3 separate regions of the Homo sapiens genome follow, and regions 1 and 3 are each linked to region 2. Evidence: chromatin contacts called from ENCODE Hi-C or POLR2A ChIA-PET data. All regions are on one chromosome and are shown on one strand. Each heading gives the region's core, a stretch centred on a gene start or an enhancer-like site at or near the end of the contact. The rest is flanking DNA. Distances are from core to core; before and after follow the strand shown. Region 1 overlaps TAF5L (TATA-box binding protein associated factor 5 like). Region 2 holds the start of NUP133-DT (NUP133 divergent transcript). Region 3 has its middle 22 kb from the start of ABCB10.

What was found. A loop is a pair of places that touch in the nucleus more often than their neighbours do. ChIA-PET counts read pairs that join two places held with the same protein, here RNA polymerase II (POLR2A). Pooled maps may share reads with other maps.
Region 1: a map of ascending aorta shows a loop between it and region 2 (4-fold over the local background). The contact joins the enhancer-like site here to the promoter of NUP133-DT in region 2. A Hi-C loop is called at or near these places in 2 of 168 maps with a recorded cell type or tissue (ascending aorta and chondrocyte) and 2 of 50 pooled maps. POLR2A ChIA-PET finds 5 or more read pairs at or near these places in 1 of 52 experiments (Caco-2).
Region 3: a loop to region 2 is called in a pooled map, with 2.2 times the contacts of the local background. The contact joins the enhancer-like site here to the promoter of NUP133-DT in region 2. A Hi-C loop is called at or near these places in 2 of 50 pooled maps. POLR2A ChIA-PET finds 5 or more read pairs at or near these places in 6 of 52 experiments (Caco-2, HEK293T, MCF 10A and 3 more).

Annotation. Positions count from the first base shown.
Region 1 is chr1:229,594,977-229,599,333 of GRCh38, forward strand. It overlaps TAF5L (TATA-box binding protein associated factor 5 like), which reads right to left. Exons shown (of 5, transcript NM_014409.4): 5 at 1-118. Among named protein-coding and RNA genes, the nearest start is that of TAF5L, 29 kb to the right of the region's middle. RefSeq lists an enhancer at 1-40. Within about 2 kb of position 2,440, at least 12 of the 41 ENCODE cell types and tissues checked have a DNase peak (open chromatin) inside an H3K27ac peak, as active enhancers do; they include ascending aorta, where a contact is called at or near this core.
Region 2 is chr1:229,506,136-229,510,194 of GRCh38, forward strand. It overlaps NUP133-DT (NUP133 divergent transcript), which reads left to right and starts at 2,295. Exons shown (of 3, transcript NR_110630.1): 1 at 2,295-2,544; 2 at 3,989-4,059. NUP133 (nucleoporin 133) reads right to left here and starts at 2,206. Exons shown (of 26, transcript NM_018230.3): 1 at 1,933-2,206; 2 at 1-23. The coding sequence starts at 2,114. RefSeq lists silencers at 1,897-2,126, 3,067-3,361 and an enhancer at 2,177-2,296.
Region 3 is chr1:229,577,963-229,582,464 of GRCh38, forward strand. No RefSeq gene overlaps it. Among named protein-coding and RNA genes, the nearest start is that of ABCB10, 22 kb to the left of the region's middle. Within about 2 kb of position 1,414, at least 16 of the 41 ENCODE cell types and tissues checked have a DNase peak (open chromatin) inside an H3K27ac peak, as active enhancers do.

The DNA of each region.
Region 1 (4,357 bases), core at 1,190-3,689, 89 kb after region 2:
TGTCTTCAGAACAAGAGAGCAACCCTGAGCTGTCCGCGAGGAACCTCGTGCTGTACACTGGTCCGCAGTGGCCCCGCAGTATCTTCATCTCCGTGCCTGCATTATCATCCTCATCATCCTGGGAACAGTGGGGTGGGGTGGGAAAAGAAACACACACAAAAAATGTTCAGTGGTCTGACAAGGAAAACAAGTCCAGGAGAAAAAAAAGTAGAGAACTGAGACTGCTTGGGAAATAGCATCTATCCAGCAAATGACAGTGGCCTTGCCCTTGAACGCTACCCCAGGAAGATAACTCATAACTGAATAAAAGTCTCTTACGACTTACAAATTGCTCCCCTTAAATTCACCTTGCAGCTCAGACTATATCAGATTAAAAGATACAGAAATGCAAGGCCATTACAGAGTAATGACTGTGGACCTTACCCTTTGATTGAGGATAGCTTGTATGGTTAATTCTGATGTGTGCCATTTGAAAATATTTACTTTTGAATTTACGTGAGGCTCTTAGATTGTTCTATTCTATGGGCATTGCCTTCATCCATCAGTTTTAGCTGCTTTATAAGCCATACTGCTGTTTTTACTCCATTTAACTGACAACAACATTTCGTTAAGTCCTGACATGTTCCTTACTCCCATGATGGGGGTTAATGATGGACACAGCGACACATGAAGGCAGATGTGGTATCACTTCAAGATTTTTTTTTTTCAGATGGAGTTTCGCTCTTGTTGCCCAGGCTGGAGTGCAATGGTGTGATCTCGGCTCACCACAACCTCCGACTCCTGGGGTCAAGCGATTCTCCTGCCTCAGCATCCCAAGTAGCTGGGATTACAGGCATGTGCCACCACGCCTGGCTAATTTTGTATTTTTAGTAGAGATGGGGTTTCTCCATGTCGGTCAGGCTGGTCTTGAACTCCCGACCTCAGGTGATCCGCCCGCCTTGGCCTCCCAAAGTGCTGGAATTATAGGCATGAGCCACCGCGCCCAGCCTCACTTCAAGATTAACACACAACCATTGGTTCAGGCATGGTGGCTCGCACTGTAATCCCAACAGTTTGGGAGGCCAAGGCAGGAGGATCACTGGAGCTAAGGAGTTGGGAGACCAGCCTGGGAAACATAGGGAGATTCTTTACCAAAAAAATTTAAAAAATTAGCTGGGCATGGTGGCGCATGCCTGTGGTCCCAGACACTTGGGAGGCTAAGGTAGGAGGCTCACTTGAGCCTGGGAAGTTGAAGTTGCAGTGAACTGTGATGGCACCACTGCACTCCAGCCTGGGGGACAGAGCAAGACCCTGTGCCCAAAAAAACCCAAAACAAAAACAAACACAAACAAAACCCAGAACTATCAGAGGAGTTTAGCCAAAATAAAACCTGGATGTTTAAGAATTAACACTAAGCTAGAAAGGTACAGTTACTAGTAAATCACAGCTCCCCCTGCCTAGTGACCAGCCACAAACTGCTTAGTGTTTCAAAATAAATAAGAATGAAGTTTTTAAAGTGACTTTCTGGAGGGTCTCAAAAAACATCTCCCCCAACGTAACAAAACAAGGTGTGGATTCAGAAGTGCTTGAAGCAAAGCCAAGCGATTCATGTGATTCTTCGAAATAATTTCCTGTGTGTGACGACAGAAAAGACGGCAACTAATGGTACTCAGAAAGAGTCCTCTTTCCTGGTCCTCTCCCCACAAGTATACCATCTGTTTTCAAAATTCATTTCCCTTTATTCCCACATAGATAAACTCCTCAAAACTACAGCTGTCTCTTCTGTCCCAGAATTCATCAATTAAAATGGGTTTTAATTAAACACCAGAAGAAAGGAGTATGATGAAGATCCCCAAACCAGTCAGCTTTGTTGGTTCATTGTGGCAGCCTTAGGTTCTTGTATAAGAAAAGGGCACCTTTTTTTTCTACTTGAAAATAGTTAAATTCAAAATAAAATGAATGCCTCCCATGTGTACATATTTAAGAAAAAGTTGAGAGAAAATAAACACTGATGTCCATGAATATTCACAATGGCTATTCCAAACACTCAACATTAAAAATACATTAAGTATTTGGGAGCTTAAGGGTCTACTGAGTGCTACCAAGAATATTAGTAATTTTCCTTTCCAAAGAAGTTACAACAACACTTTAAAATTTCAAGAATGACTCACTGCTCTACACCAGAAAGTTTATATAAAGACTGTGGGAACAAAAATGACACCAGATGAATTAAACAAAGATCCTGTGAAAGTTAACTGTGAATTAAAGGACATGTTACTGCCTCTGAGGTGTAAGTGGTCTTCATTTGGAACAAGAAGCTATGGAAGTGGCCTTCACCTCCTCAGTGGTGAAGGCATCACAATTGGAGATGAAGGTGCATGGGCTAGGAGCATGGGCTGGGAGTCCAGCTGGTGCTCCCCAGGGATCTTGATGATTGTCCCAGGCTGGTGGAAACGTGTCCAGCTGACTCTGTAGACCAAGGAATGGAGAAACCAGAATGTTCCTGTTGGCTATCACTGTCAGCCCTCTGCCAGGACCACAGCTTAAAATAACCCAGCCACATTTTCTGTGTGGCTCAACCAGTCCCACACGGGCCTCAGCACGGTCGAGCAGCTGATTTACAAGGGCCCAACGCCATGGGTTTTCACTTCTCTCTCCTGCCGACAGGATAATACCATACCCTACGATTCAGCCTGAATACTCCACAGTAATTGGGTATGCATCCCAAATAGAAATGTTTAATTTGTAAAGCATATTCATGTAATAATAAATCTTATTATATACATTATGAAACACACATGAAATAGAAATTTAACAAGAAAAATAAACATAAAGAGATCAAGTATCATCTCATGCACCCTTGTGCTGTAGTTTGCTGCCCCTGCTCTGGACTATGGAGTCCCTAAAACCTCAGATTTGTTATGGCCGTCTGCTCCTGGACTCTGAGGCTCCAACTACCTCAGAGCTCACACTCACGTTTCCCCCAGACCAGGGGTCCTTTCTTGGGGTCTGGAATTTAGCCTCCATCTATTCTCTAATTAGCTGTCAGTGGAACAGGAAGACATTAAATTTGGCTGGACTTGTGAGTGTATTAGACTTGGAAGCAAGTGAATCACTGCTATCTACGTGGGAGATGACAGCAGCCTGAACTAGAACAGAAAAGTTGGATACTGGCTAGCATGAATTGACATGTGCTGTTCATGTAAAATACATATCAGATTTCTAAAACTTAGGACCAAAAGAGATGTATGTAACAGGTTTCATGAATGATTTTTTATATTGCTTACATGCTGAAATAATTTGTTCATATTAGTTTGAATGAAATACATCATTAAAATTAACAAATTTTTAACCTTTTTAGATGTGGCTACTAGAAAAATTTAAATTACTATATGGCTCACATCATATTCCCATTGGATAGCATTAATCTAAATGACAATTTGATACACAGATTATAGAATTGAGTATTGCTGCTAATATTGCCTTCTTTACTTTTCAAACCTAAAGAAGACCAGATTGGGGGCAAAACCACCAGACATATAAATGAATTGCACACAGCTGTTTTACTGCTGAGTTAAGGAGGCGGGTGCTGGTAGTGATAAGGGTAGCTGCATACACACAGCTGAAAAGAAAGAAGAGCAAATCCTTGGTTTGGTATCTCTGTGGTTTTGCCATGTTGCTCAAATATTAAAAATACATAGGTATCAATCAACAGGGGTAAGGGTTGGATATCTCTTTTTTTTTTTTTTTTCTTTTTTTTTGAGACAGAATCTCACTCTATCGCCCAGGCTGGAGTGCAGTGGCGCGGTCTCAGCTCACTGCAACCCCTGCTGCCTGGGTTCAAGTGATTCTCCTGCCTCAGCCTCCTGAGTTGCTGGGATTACAGGTGTCTGCCACCACGCCCAGCTAATTTTTGTATTTTTCATAGAGATGGGGTTTCACCATCTTGGCCAGGCTGGTCTTGAACTCCTGACCTTGTGATCCACCTGCCTCGGCCTCCCAAAGTGCTGAGATTACAGGCGTGAGCCACCGCACCCAGCCAGATATCATTTCTATCTCCATTTCATATAGAACAAAAGATGGAGAATGAAGGTTTCACTCTTCATCTCAGTGTCTGAAACAGGAGGAGGGCTGCTCATACCAAGGTAAAAAGCAAGGGACTGCTATGTCACTTAACACCTTTCCAAAGGTTAACCTAGATGATCTTTAAGTGGGAGACAACAGAAGCTACAGGACAGTGCTGTGAATTCAGTTTTATTTGGCATAATTAACAGAGAAAATTTTAAGCTTACATAGAAGATTTTGGTTACTGTTATCCTGTTTTTTTTTTTAAACTGAGATATAATTACATACTATATAATTCTTTCAAAGTGTACAA
Region 2 (4,059 bases), core at 1,045-3,544:
GGAACATTCGTGTTGGTGTTCCCCTAAAGAAAAGAGTCTATATTACCTTACTTGTAACTTAAAATTCTCCATTATCCTAATTTTTTATGTATATATTTTCACAGTAAGGAGTTCTTTGAAAAAAATTAACACTGGCTCATATTTACCATGTAATTAAATGTAATATTTTTCATGTAAAAAAAAAACAAAACAGGATTTAGGAAAACTTGGCTTCAATCCCATAGACTCTAGTATTGAAATGCATGCCTGTATTCACTTAAACTCCTTATAATTCTGCCTCCTTAGCTGTGAAATAAGGCTTAACTAGACCAGTGTTTTTTTTTTTTTTTTTTCAAACAGCGGGTCATTTTGCAGATCTCAACATTTTTGAAAGACAGAATATAAAACATCAGCTTTTACCATATGTTGTGGTCAAATACATTTTATAAATATTGGCTTAGATGAGATTTAAGCTCATCTAGCTTTAGGTGCTTAAGAGTCCACCAGACCTGGCCGGAGCAGTGGCTCATGTCTATAATCTCAGCACTTTGGGAGGCCGAAGCGGGAAGACTGCTTGAGACCAGGAGTTCAAGACCAGCCTGGGGAACGTGGCAAGACCTTGTCTCTACAAAAAAAATTTTAAATTAGCCGGGCATTGTGGCACCAGCCTGTAGCCTGGGCGACAGAGAGTGAGACCCTGTCTCTTTAAAAAAAAAAAAAAAAAAACTATCAGATCTGTACAACCAAGCAAGAAATCGAACAGGTTACGAGCATCAGCTGTTACATGGTCCTCAACAGCAGATATCACAGTAAAAACTTTATTTCTTGCTCACCCTCTTAACATTTAGAATATTGTAAAGTCACCAGAATAAAAGGTAGTCTATGTCTTATCACGAGAATTAAATGAGAAGATGCACATACAGAAGGGCTAAGGGCTTTGTTTCCTGACAGAGGATAACAAAGGTTTTTCTTCAAATGATCACAAGAAGAGATTTAAATAAAACAACACACAGTAAATAAAGTATGCTTTTATTCTCCAACTTTTCGCAAAAGGAATAGAAAACACTGACAAGATCAGCACTTTGAAAAGAACTTTTCAAAATATGCCAAAAAAAGTCAAAGATACAGTGTATTCTTTCAAAACCACTTCTCCTTTAAAGTACTGAAAAATTTTACAGATAAATTTTAACCATAATTTCAAGACACAATACTTTGTGTTTCCTGCAGGGAAAAATTCATTTTTTATAGATGAATTCAGAGAAAACTATGCAGAAACACTAAAGTTTTAGGTTAATTATGAACATGGTGTGTGTTGGGGGTGGGGAGGGGTGTGTGTGTGTGATGATTTTACTGGTGCTCCAAACGAGCAGTTTTAGTAACTAAACTATCACAGTACTCTTAGCTCACTTATGTAAAGCCTTTTCCTTATAATTTACCTAGAAAGTTAAATTCCGTAGCTAGAAACCCTTTAATTACCAATCATCAGATATTAATGTCAGTTGGTATGTTAGGCATTAAACAATGATCTTTCAGGGTTGTAGGTCCTCATTATCACCATCACCTTACATCTGCATCGTGGCAATTCATAATAACTCCTCTGGCTCAGGTGAGATATATTATCGCCATTTCACAGATGAAGAAAATCACGAGTGACTTACACCAGATCACACGGGTAGTAGGTGGGAAGTAGGTAAACACTGATGCAAATCCAGTTTGTACTTCACTTCTGCACAAAGGTATCCATGAAAAATGCAAAGTGGGGAATCAACTGATCAACTGATAATCAAAACGAAGCAGATACTACCTGCAGCAGTGGAAAAGGTCTATTTTCCAATACTGTGGCATTCTATTCCGCCGCCCCGGTTCCAAAGGCTTCTAAAGACAACAACCTATCCGGCCCACTGCGGCCCGTGAGGCTGTTGGTTGCCAGACCCAACCAGGGAGATCACTTACCGCGAGCTTAGCGAGCTACGCCGGCCGACCGGCGAGAAGAGCACTGGGGAGCTGACTGCAGACCCCAGGGGCAGACCCTTCCTGCTAGCCGTCCGGGGCGTGGAGCCGGGCCCGAGTCCGGCCAGCGGGCCCCTTCGGGACCCGGTACCCGGGGTCCGCGGAGAAGGGGCGGCTGGGAACATGACTCCAAGGAGCAGCGACTAGGACAGCGAGGGATCTGGCCGTCAGGTTGCAGCCTGGCCTGCGCGCGGAACTTAAACACCTAAGGGAAGAGATGGCGCGCGATGATGACGTCAAACGCAATGGCTCCCGCGGGTTGTGGTCGGAGCGCTGGCGGGGGCGGGATCGTGACGTTAAGGGCGGTGCCCAGTCAGCGAGGTAGGTCGGGAAGGCAGCCGGCGGCCCCAGATCTAGAACCGCTGCAGTGCCGAGCTTCCAGGGACGTGAAGCCGGAAAGCCAGGCGCCCTTCTTGACTGCGCCTAGGTGGAACTGGCCCTCCAGCAGCTTGAACGTAGCCTCTTTTCACACTGGTAGTTCCTGAACCTCTTGTGAAATGAAAGATGTTCCTCATTCCAAGCTGAGGACGGAGAAAAGCCGTAAAGCTGACACTGGTATCGCACTGTGATATTTGTTGTTTTCTAGGTTTGCCATTTTCCCATTCAACTTTGCGCAGTCTCATCCACGCTGATGACGCCACAAATCCGTGTCTCTAACCTGGATCCAGCTCAAAACCCCCAGACCCCTATCATTCAGCTCCCTAGGGGACAATTTCAGCTGGAAGTCCTGCGAACTCCTCACAATCCACTTATGAAAAGCGCATTCATGTTTTCCTTTAGGACCCCTCTCCTACCACCATCTCTGTTCCAGCTTGGTAAAACTGGCCAGTTGTCCAAGGCAAAGAGAAGAGCTCTATCTGCAGTCATCCCTCACACCTACCTCCACCCTAAGATCATGGTATACGTTGTAAGGTCCTACGTGTCTGTACTAGATCACACATTTGCACTGCCTCTGCCCTGGTTCTGGTACTTACCTTTCCCTCAACCACTGCGTAGCCTCTTCTGCCAGCGGGAGGGAGTAGGGGAGATGGGGAGAGGGTTCCTTACCTGTGTCTAGTCTTCCTCCACTCTATCTTCTCACTGCCAACACAATGAATTAAGGCAAACGTAATGCTGCTCTTGGGCCTGTAAATGCTTCAGTGGCTGACCATTGCCAGTAGGTTATTTGCTAAGCTCCTTTGCAAGGTCCTATGTGATCTAAGTCAGGTTGGCTTTTCCGTCCGTGTTGTACTTCCAGCACTTCCCACTTGCACTCCACATTCCGAGAACTTAAAAACCCAAATCTCCCTCCAGTGCCCATGTCCATGTTTCTCTCACCTGGAATGCACTCCCTGCCTTGTTGGTCCAGAAGGCGCCTACCTTCCGCATCAAGTTAGTTCTGTGCTGCCTTCTCAGTGAAACCTTCCACAGGATTAGGTCCCCCTTATCCTTTGTCCTCTCTGCTCCTGTGTGTAGACTGTATTTTTATCCTGCATAATAGTTTGTTTTCATAATTGTCTGTCAAGTACTTCCTTTTAAATGTCTTGACAGCAAGAGCAGTGACTTTGTTACCTTTGTGGCACACAGTAACAGACACATAGTAGACTTTCATTCAACGTGTGTTGAAATAAGGGAATGGTTAAGTAAACATTGACGTATTCACATGTGGGAGACCACAGTGTGGGTGTCAGTTGTTGACATTCCCCTGGGAAGCCAGTCATCTATCTATGCACCAGTGGCATCTGAGCAGTCATCTTGCCAAGGTTACATAGGCTAGCTGCTTTACTCCTTCTCCCACCTGGGTGTCTAACCCAACTTGGCAGCTTGTTGAGTCTTATAGCTCTGAGAGCCCAGTGCATTTCCTCCCTGTTTCATTCTTACAAGGAGGGGTGTGAAATAGGCAATAGAGAGTATTAATAGTTGTGTCTGAGAGGATTGGTGGGATCAATTTTATTCTTGTGCTTTGTTGGACTGGTTAGTGGTTTCCCCAGCATCCTAATGTAAAAGCTGTTGTTTGCAGGAGCTAGAATGACTTGTCAGCCACCTTTGAGCAAGAACTTGCCTGGAGTCCAAATGTATGGCTATTGAAGG
Region 3 (4,502 bases), core at 164-2,663, 71 kb after region 2:
CCATGGTATTACTGTCCAAAGGAATTTCTTAAACTATTGCACACACAAGCAGGAGAATCTAGAGCAAACATTGCTGATGTTCAACCTACTAGCAAACATTTCCATTCAATGATGTTGAGTCCCCACTATGAGCAAGGCATCTATTCACTGAAAAATGGAGTTATCAGGTGAACACCACCTCTACCTAACTGATCAATGAATCTCTGGTATCTAGCACAATGCCTGGCACACAATATATATTTTTACAAGTGGTAGTTTTTATTATTCCCTGATTTCTTTTTCTCCTTCCTTCCTTTCTTCTCTTTTCTTTCTTTTTTCTTTCTTTCTCTTTCTTTCTTTTTTTCTTTTTCTTTCTCTTTCCTTCCTCCCTTCCTCCCTTCCTTCCTTCCTCTTTCTTTTCCTTCCGTCCTTCCTTCGCTTCCTTCCTTCCCTCCCTCCCTCTTTTTCTCTTTCTCTCTTTCTTTCTTTCTTTCTTTCTTTCTTTTTTTCTTTCTTTCTCTTTTTCTTTTTCTTTCTTTCTCTTTCTTCAGTCTCACTCTGTTACCCAGGCTGGAGTGCAGTGGCATAATCTCAGCTCACTGCAACCTTCGCCTCCTGGGTTTTCAAGCGATTCTTCTGTCTCAGCCTCCCAAGTAGCTGGGATTACAGGCATGCACCACCATGCCTGGCTAATTTTTGTACTTTTTTAGTGGAGGTGGGGTTTCGCCATGTTGCCCAGGCTGGTCTCGAACCCCTGACCTCAGGTGATCCGCCCGCCTCGGCCTCCCAAATTCCTAGGATTACAGGCGTGAGCCACCATGCCCAGACCCTGATTTCTTCTTGTGTCTACTCCCACCCTCCCTCTGAAAATGTCCCAGAGCCCAAGAATCTATTAGCATTTGACTATAGCTTTGTTTTAGCTTCACATTGATTGTAATCTAAGGGCAAATCTGCTGCCACGGTGTGGCAGCAAAGAAATGAAAGGAAGTGTCTGGCAGCGCAGGGGAGAAATTGTGTTTCCTCCTTCTCCAAAGGTTCACCTTTTCTATTTCACCTTCATCATTCATAAGAAGGTGAAAGGATGCCAGGAGCAAGGCGGATCTACGGGACTTTTGAAAAGAAATGTACTGACCTTTGGCTGTAAAAACTGTGTCATGAGAACAGAAAGCCCTGAGAGAAGAAGTCAGAAAATAGAGAAAAGGGGAAGGGAAAATAACTCCTGGCCTGCCTCCAATTCATTTAAATATTGCTCAGAGCTCAGCAGAGCGGGATGAGAGACACTGGCAAGAGGCTGTGCTGCAGTAAATGAGAGAATCTCAGGTGTCCTTATAATGGCCCTGTTATGGATCGCAGCTTGGATGAGCACTTCACATAAATGCAAGGCCATTTCAGGACTCCCCAGCTGCAGTCAGCAGGCCCTCTGTATGCTTTGGCGTCTGCAGCTGGAAGGAAGCCTGCACAGCTCCCTTCTGTCCTCTCATTGTTCACAGGACAGCCATTCATGGGATCTATGGCGCACTCTGTGCTAGGGCAGAATGCCAGGGAAGAGCTGCCTGTCTTCAGCGCCCTTGCTGGGAACCACACGCCAGAACCCGACCCTGCCATGCTTTGTGCTTCAGGCAGCAGGACCCCACCCCTAACAGAGTCTCAAGTCAGACACTAAGCGATGATCACGACTTGGGAACTCAGCCAGGAAAGAAAAGACATACAGCTTGAAAACAATGTGGGAAATGGCTGAGAAAGAGAGGAAGATAAGAAATAAAGAGGGCTCTCTGAAGAGTGAGCTGAACTTTGGTTGTGACAGGTTCTCAATAGTACCAAAATCCATGAACTTTTTTTTTGAGGATTCAAAAAAGTTTATAATTAAAGAGAAATGCTTCTAATTAAGGAGACAGTTTTCTGTCTTTTGGGAGATGGGGTTTGTTTGTTTGTTTTTGATTTCTCTGTTATGCCTTTATATAATGAGCCCTTAACAAAGGTAATGATCATGAAGTAGATTACTACATGTACAGCACACTATGTTTCTGGGCATTTACTTATAGCTTGATATCTCCCCAAATTGCTTTACCTTTTTCTTCTTAGCTTGAGCAGAAATTACAGTATCTTGTCCCTCATTATACTTACCTATGGTTTTATTTATTATTATTTTTTCAGTTGGAGTTGCACTCTTGTCGCCTGGGCTGGAGAGCAATGGCGTGATCTCGGCTCACTGCAACCTCTGCCTCCCAGGTTCAAGTGATGATTCTCCTGCCTTAGCCTCCTGAGTAGCTGAGATCATAGGCGCCTGCCACCATGCCCAGCTAATTTTTGTATTTTTAGTAGAGACAGGGTTTCACCATGATGGCTGGGCTGGTCTCGAACTCCTGACCTCAGGCGATCCACCTGAGTCAGCCTCCCAAAGTGCTGGGTTTACGGGCATGAGCCACCACGCCCGGCCTATTCTTCTTTTTTTAAATCTAAATTTTATTTTTAGAGACAGGGTCTCACTCTGTTGCACAAGCTGGAGTGCAGTGGCACAATCATGGCTCACTGCAGCCTTGAACTTCTGGGCTCAAATGCTACTCCCACTTCTAACTCCTGAGTAGCTGGGACTATAGGCACATGCCACCATGTCTGGCTATTTTTTAATTTTTTTTTTCTTTTTTTTTTTTTGTAGAGACAGGGTTTCATTATTTTGCCCAGGCTGGTCTCGAACTCACGGCCTCAAGCAATCCTCCCAAAGTTCTGGGATTACAGGCATCAGCCACCGCACCTGGCCTGGTTTTATTCTGGGAGGCAAAAGTATTTTACCAACATAAATTTATGAGCCATCGGAACAACCTGTGAGTTAATTCAGATTTGAACTTTGTTTTATAGAAAGTCACAAACTTTGAAATATTGATAAATCCAGTAATATTGGCTTAATCAAGAAAGAGCATTTTATGGCATGGAGTAGGTAGGCATTAAAAATTGCCTTTCAAAAAAATTTTGGATACACTTTTATGAGCATAAGTCTCATTTTAAAAAACATCAAAAGAAACAAGAATAATTCAAAACACAAAAGTTGGTGCATTGAGTTAATATTTGCGACCCTCTTCCAATAAATTCATCCTTAAAAGTCCTACAGACAGTTGAGCTGAAGTCTCCTCAAAGTCAAAAGGAACCCAGACTGCAGTTTTGTTTCATGAATGAATAGCTATCTTTTGCCACACATTCATTTACTCAATCATTCAATAAGCATTATTGAATTACTGCCAATTATAGGCCGTTGCATCTTACTTTTTCAATTTTGGGGGGTAACGACTTTATTGAATTCACATACCATACAATTCCTCTTCTTAAAATGTACAACTCGGCCAGGCACAGTGGCTCACGCCTATAATCCCAGCACTTTGGGAGGCTGAGGCGGGCGGATTACCTGAGGTCAGGAGTTCAGGACCAGCCTGATCAACATGGCATAATCCTGTCTCTACTAAAAATACAAAAATGAGCTGGGTGTGGGGGTGCATGCCTGTAATCCCAGCTACTAGGGAGGCTGAGGCAGGAGAATTGCTTGAACCTGGCAGCCAGAGGTTGCAGTGAGCCGAGATGGCATCATTGCACTCCAGCCTGGGCAACAAGAGTGAAACTTGTCTCAAACAAACAAACAAACAAAAAAGTACAACTCAATGGTTTTAAATATATTCAGTATTGAACAAATATCACCAAAATCAATTTTCATTACCTCAAATGACCTTCCAAATTTAACGTTTTCGCAAGGCAAAATTGCTGACTTTCCTATATTTTTAGTAAGAGATGAGACTTTTCACTTACTATTTCTAAGTTACATTATGGTGTCATTTGACTATTAAAGTTTAACCCTCTTAAATGCTACTTCAATTATTTTCTTCCCTCAGACTTGAATTTAATTTTTTATATGATCTAAGGAAGCAGAGGGTTTTACATAATAACTACATGCATACCTATGAAGGGTGCTTTATCTTTTCTTCAATTTTTTATCCTGGGAAAATATAATCACATACAAATTACCATTTTAACCATTTCCCTTCATTTTATCACTTGATTTCTCAAAATATCACAACTCTCTCCACCTCCCAAACCCACTGTCAATTTAGACTGAGCATCTTCTTGCACAGCCAAAAGCAGAACAAAGCGTCAAGGAAAGGAGGGAGCTGGACTGCAGCTTAGCGGAACCAGAGGCCAGGTCCGGTTGTGCTCTTGAATCCCTGCTGCCCAGCAGAGCGGCTGACGTAGCTGGTGACTAGAGGAGTGAATACGGTGGTGGATCTCAGCCAGGAAGGTCGGGAAGGAGAGCAAAATCCCAGAGAGGACCCAGTCAAGCCCGGCAGGCTCTCCTTCCTCCTGCACTGTTCTGGCACAGTTCCACCTCTATATTTTGAAGAAGTTCCTCCAGATGATTGCGTTATTGTGAAGCAGGAAAACATTAATATTGAGTATGTGCTGTGGGTGGGGCCTATATTCTTTATGTCATTTACTCTTGCCAACACACCTGGTAGGTATAAATATGTCCACATTCATAGGTG